2 separate regions of the Homo sapiens genome follow, and region 1 is linked to region 2. A link is an interaction called in ENCODE POLR2A ChIA-PET data of the cell type or tissue named here. Cell type or tissue: OCI-LY7. All regions are shown on one strand. Each heading gives the region's core, and the rest is flanking DNA. Links, peaks and the distances in the headings are about the cores only. Region 1 overlaps DENND5B-AS1 (DENND5B antisense RNA 1). Region 2 has its middle 4.2 kb from the start of RESF1.

The links. ChIA-PET counts read pairs that join two places held together with the same protein. Peaks named below come from ENCODE experiments on the same cell type or tissue, not always from the same donor. Only the 100,000 strongest peaks of a DNase experiment are listed, where the experiment ranks them.
Region 1: POLR2A ChIA-PET joins it to region 2 with 14 read pairs; 2 of 35 experiments call an interaction of 5 or more read pairs at or near these places.

The regions. Positions count from the first base shown.
Region 1 is chr12:31,597,797-31,600,711 of GRCh38, reverse strand. All of the region lies in intron 1 of DENND5B-AS1 (DENND5B antisense RNA 1), which reads right to left. Among named protein-coding and RNA genes, the nearest start is that of DENND5B, 8.1 kb to the right of the region's middle. In OCI-LY7, for the core only: a CTCF peak has its summit at 292; DNase peaks (open chromatin) are centred at 291 and 1,421; H3K4me3 peaks cover 951 bases; H3K27ac peaks cover 1,906 bases.
Region 2 is chr12:31,953,804-31,956,718 of GRCh38, reverse strand. It overlaps the pseudogene LOC100132543. Among named protein-coding and RNA genes, the nearest start is that of RESF1, 4.2 kb to the left of the region's middle. In OCI-LY7, for the core only: no CTCF peak of the experiment used is centred there; no DNase peak of the experiment used is centred there.

The sequences.
Region 1 (2,915 bases), core at 125-2,624, 360 kb after region 2:
CCAGCTTAGGATAACTGTTCATCCCTGAGTCAGTAACTCTTAAAAGGAATATAGGTTCACAAAGACATCCTAGAGCTAGGTGTAAACCCAATACCATGTGAAGGACATGAACACTACACAACGAAGGAGGAGGGGATGGATTCTGATTAAACAGCCACCTATTAGGGAGGAACTTCCTTTCCTCTTGCCTCACGTTTCCATGTAGAGGAACTTCTACTACAGTAACACTGTTGGCCCCCACTTCACCCCTCCCCTGCCTGCTAGGTTTGCAAAGTAGTTCATGGTCTTCATTTCTCCATTGGATGGCGCTAATCTAATTAAAGTTAGCAAGCATTGGAGAGTCTTCTATTTCCTTCCCACCTGGGGCTTACATGGGACAGCAATACTGAACTAAATGTAGATGCTCTACAGATTCAAATATCCCCTTCGGTGGCCTGAGCCAGGGTTTGGTCAGCGGGAAGAAAAGATTGAAGGGATGGAAAGTAATGTAGCAAATCTCTGCCACAGACCTGCTCTTTCTTCAGATCAGCTTTACCTTTTTTTTTTTTTTTTTTTTTTTTTTTAAAGACAGAGTCCACTCTGTCACCCAGGCTGGAGTGCAGTGGTGCTATCTGCACTCACCACAACCTCCGCTTCCCAGGTTCAAGTGATTCTTCTGCCTCAGCCTCCCGAGTAGCTGGGATTACAGGTGTGCGCCATTGCACCTGGCTAATTTTTGTATTTTCAGTAGAGATGGGGTTTTGCCATGTTGGCCAGTCTGGTCTTGAACTCCTGACTTCAGGTGATCTGCCCACCTCAGCCTCCCAAAGTGCTGGGATTACAGGTGTGAGCCACCGTGCCCAGCCGGCTTTAGCATTAACAGAGGCTACATTTAATAATAGAAACTGTTCTCCATCTGTTGGCATCCTATATCTTATTTCTCAATTGGTTCCAATCTTAGGGAAGAAAGATGAAGTTGTTGATTGACCTTTTAAAACCCAAATCCTGCTGGGTATAGTGGCTCATGCCTGTAATCCCAGCACTTTGGGAGGCTGAGGTGGTAGGATTGCTTGAGCCCATGAGTTTGAGACCAGCCTGGGCAATATAGCGAGACTTTGTCTCTGCTTTTAAAACAACAACAACAACAAAACAACAACAACAACAACAACAACACCACTACCCTGTTTCAGTTTCTGGTCTATTTAGAGCTTTTCCTTCCCATAGATGAGGACACTTGATGTGGATTTTCAGGCCTATCCCTGCCCCATTTTCTGCTACAAATGGGTTCTGCTTGGACCTTCTACCAAGTCCTGTCACCGTCTTTTGTATTTAGACTTTGTCATTGTACGTAGGTCCTTAGAATTTAGCTTCTGCCTTATATGCAAGTGTCTCTCTCCAGGAGCCCTCGGTCCTAGTATCTTGGGTTCCGCTCTGGTAACCTACCTAGGTCTCTAGTTCCTTTTTCAGGCTGGGCCCTTGCAGGTTCCCCTCTACATTAATTTCCTAGGGCTGCTGCAACCAATTACCACAAACTTGGTGGTTTAAATAACAGAAGTTAATTTTCTCACAGTTTTAGATGCCACAAGGCTAAAACCAAGGTGTCAGGAGGGCTGATTCCTTCTGGGGGACCCCCAGGGAGAATCCATTCCATCCCTCTCTCCTAGCTTCTGGTGTCTGCTGGCAATGCTTGGCACTCCTTAGCTTGTGGCAACAACATTCCAAGCTCTGTCTCTGTCTTCACATGATCTTCGCCTATGTGTGTCTCAATATCTCAAATCTCCCTTTTCTTATAAGGACACCAGTCATTGGGTTTAGGGCCCACTCAGCTATAATTGCACTGCATTAAGGATCTCAAGATGAGATCCTCAATTACATCTGCAAATATTTTATTTCTGAATAAGATCACATTCACAGGTATAGGGATTAGGACTTGGACACACCTTTTTGGGGACACAATTCAACCCACTATATCCTCTTGACTTCTTATTACAACTGGAGAGAACCTGTGATTCCATGATAGACTTCCTGAAGCTGCTTGCCTGGAATTTTATATTATATTATTTTACTTTTTGGAGACAAAGTCTCACTCTGTCTCCCAGGCTGGAGCACAGTGGTGCAATCTCGGCTCACTGCAACCTTCACCTGCCTGGGTTCCGGCGATTCTCCTACCTCAGCCTTCCAAGTAGCTGGGATTATAGGTGTGCGCCACCACGCCTGGCTAATTTTGTATTTTTAGTAGAGACAGGGTCTCGCCATGTTGGCCAGGCTGGTCTTGAACTCCTGACCTCAGCTGTTCCACCTGCCTCGGCCTCCCAAAGTGCTGGGATTACAGGTGTGAGCCACCACCCCCCCACCCCCGCCACCTTGCTTGCCTGGATTTCCGAATGCCAGATGCCTTGGATGCTCCTTTCTGTCACCATTTGCAACAACTAAATCTTACGGCCCCTTTTGCTGACCGTGTAGACGCCATCTAGAGATGGTGGCCCACTTTGGATGCTAAGTTTGACTGCCACATTGAACTTCTCTTGTCAACACAGCACAGGCTCAGTGACCCCAACCCCCCTATACCCCTCTCAGTATTTATCATGTCTCATTGAGTGGGCCTGGAACTAGGGTCTGCATATCTCCATTGGCCCTATCTGATTAAAGTGATCATGACCTATTGTATTCTGAAGTGCTACGCAAGAAGTGCTAGACCTCTTGGACTGATTTTCATGACTGGGCGTGGTGGCTCATGCCCACTTTGGGAGGCCAAGGCAGGAGGATCATTTGAGTTTAGGAGTTCGAGACTTACATTGCACACCTGGGCAATGTAAGGATACCCTATCTCTATTAAAAATAAAAATAAAAAGTTGGCCAGGCGGGGTGGCTCACACCTGTAATCCCAGCACTTTGGGAGGCTGAGGCGGGCATAGCACTTGAGGCTAGGAGACCAG
Region 2 (2,915 bases), core at 284-2,783:
GTCAGTATGGTCAATCTTTGCCTTTTACTTTTAAACTTAACTTCCTCGTAAAGCAACCTTTTTCCATCACCTGCTCCACCCTGACTCATTTCAATCACCTGCTCCACCCTGACTCATTCCGATTTCCTGCCCCGCCTTAACCATTTTTCCTGCCAAACCGCTCACCCCATCACTCTCTTTAAATTAGCCAATCAGAATTAGTTTAGCCTGTGCGGTCTAACCCTAGCCAACAGGGGAACGACACAGCAGCAGAGGCCACGTGCATCAGGAATAAGAACCCCTTCCCCTCCCTTGCCCAGGTGTGAGCTCACCATTGCTCCATCTGTGAGGGCGCACCCGTCTATAGAAGTACATTGCCGCCGGGCGCAGTGGCTCACGCCTGTAATCCCAGTACTTTGGGAGGCCGAGGCAGGCGGATCATGAGGTCAGGAGATCAAGACCATCATGGCTAACACTAAAAAATACAAAAAATTAGCTGGGCGTGGTGGCAGGTGCCTGTAGTCCCAGCTACTCCGGAGGCTGAGGCAGGAGAATGGCATGAACCCGGGAGGCGGAGCTTGCAGTGAGCCGAGATTGCGACACGCACTCCAGCCTGGGCGACAGAGCAAGACTCTGTCTCAAAAAAAAAAAAAAAAGAAGTACATTGCCTTGCTGAGAATTAAAAAGAAAATTTATATTCGAGTGCTATTTCTTTTGCAACACCAAAACTTTATTTATAACAGTTGTTTGTGAAGGAAATATTTTTCACAGTTTCTTCGTGGGCCTCAAAGTTTAGCAGCAGCTCAGCATGGAGTCAATAGCCCAAGATGGAGTCACTGATATCAAGCCTGGAAAATTGCTAAGCTGCATTAAGGAGACTTTTTTTTTTTTTCATGCTATTGTAGTAAGGACAACATCCATTAATGCAGAGGAATCTTTTCAAAGAAAATGAAATAGACTTAGGGTTTTTATAGGAGGAAGTAAACAAGGAAATCTTGTCTGAATGATTAAGGGATGAGAAAGGGCAGAGGTGGTTAGTTAGTGCTTGTGACATAAGAGGGCAGACTATTCCTTTGCGCTTGAGGTTTGTTGGTTTTGGTTTTTAATTTTTGTAGTCTTCAGTATCTCCTATATCCACCACCATCACCACCTCCTCCATATGGATCTACATAATCTTTTCCACCATAATCTCCCCTCCCACCATCATCTCCTCTGCCTTAGAAACCTCCTTTACCACCTCCATCCCACCTCCTCCCTCTCCCCCACCACTTTCCCATCCTCCTCTACCCCAGCCAACTCTTCCACCTCCACCCCCACAGCCTCTTCTACTACCACCTCTACCTCCACAACCACCACCCCAACCACCCCTTCCGCCACTGCCTTCTTGTCTCTTTTGCCAAGGGGGCATTTCAGAGGGTGGTGGTTCAATTTCATTTGGCCAGCCTCCCCTGTCAGGCACCCTTCCCATCAGCACCTTATTAATGGCACATGCCATCATCTGGCTGGCTCCACTGCTTGTCCTAATGATCTTGGATAGATTATCATGAGCAGCAAGTAGATGCACCATTATAATCGCTGTCTTGGGTGACAAAGCATAACACTGAGGCTGGTAAATTCTTGCTGTGTCATCTTTTCTTACCTTGGCTGTATCACACCGTGCAACGGACTGTATTGCCGCATCTAATTGTTTCATAACATTCGCTAGAGGCACTCATGTTCACAGGAAAGAGCATCATTGACTCTTTCCAGTTGTTCTGCCTGTTTCAAATTTAAATTAATTTTCAGCAGAGTGGTTTTCTTTAATTTTAATAAAAAAATTAACAATTTTTAAAAATTTGAAATAAGATGGGATCTTGCTATGTCACCCAAATTGGTCTCCAACTCCTGGGCTCAAGAGATCCTCCCATCTCTGCCTCACAAAGTGCTGGGATTATAGGCATGAGCCACTGCGTCCTGCCTGTCTTTCACCTTTGATTCCACTTGGTTTAGCATAACCAGAATGTCAGAAGTTGTTTACTTGGGTACACCAAGGTTATCACACAGAACTTGAACTTCCTGATAAATTTCATTATTTTTATCTAATTGAGAATTTTAATGTTTCTTGTTCTGTAATATCTGTGAAGCTTCAAGTTCTGTACTTAAAAATAATAGGAGTTTCAAACAGTCCTTTTTATATTTTTTTATTTACAGTGGCGCGATCTCAGCTCACTGTGGGCTTGACCTCCTTGACTTAAGCAATTCTTCCACCTCAGGCCCCCAAGTAGTTGGAACAACATGCATGCACCACTACACCCAGCTGATTTTTGTATTTTTTGTAGAGATGGGGTTCACCATGTTGCCCAGGCTGGCCTTGAACTCCTGGGACTCAAGCAATCTGTCCACCTTGGTCTCCCAAAGTGCTGGGATAACAGGTGTGAGCCATTGTACCCAGCCAGTCCTCCTTTTTTAAAATGATCTTTAGTATCTCCTGATATGAGTACAGAATATGGACATGCCATTTCTTTTAAAAAAATCATTTACCTCAAGCTGGAAGCTCTCTAGATCATCTCTTCCAGCAGAAGTCATACTTTCTTCCAAGTTGCATAATGATTTTATTTGAAAGCCTAACCATATCCTGTATAGGAATTTATATAGTTTATATATCTATTCCTTTACAGTATATACCACCTTCTTCCTGTATAAAAGCCTATATATATAATCCTATACCGTATATGCTCCTACATATAGTCCACTCTGCTGCCTTCATAAGGGCTTGCTCCTCTAGCAATGGTCCCTTATACCCCAGCACCTCCAGTGTGTCTAGCACATCTCCGTCTATTGTTGGTTCAGGACCCGGCTCTGGCCCTCTAATGGCTCTTTGGCTCAAACCTGTTCAGTGCTCTTAAGTATGCCCCAAGGTTTGAATCTTGTTTTGCAGCTCCCTAGTGATAGAACTT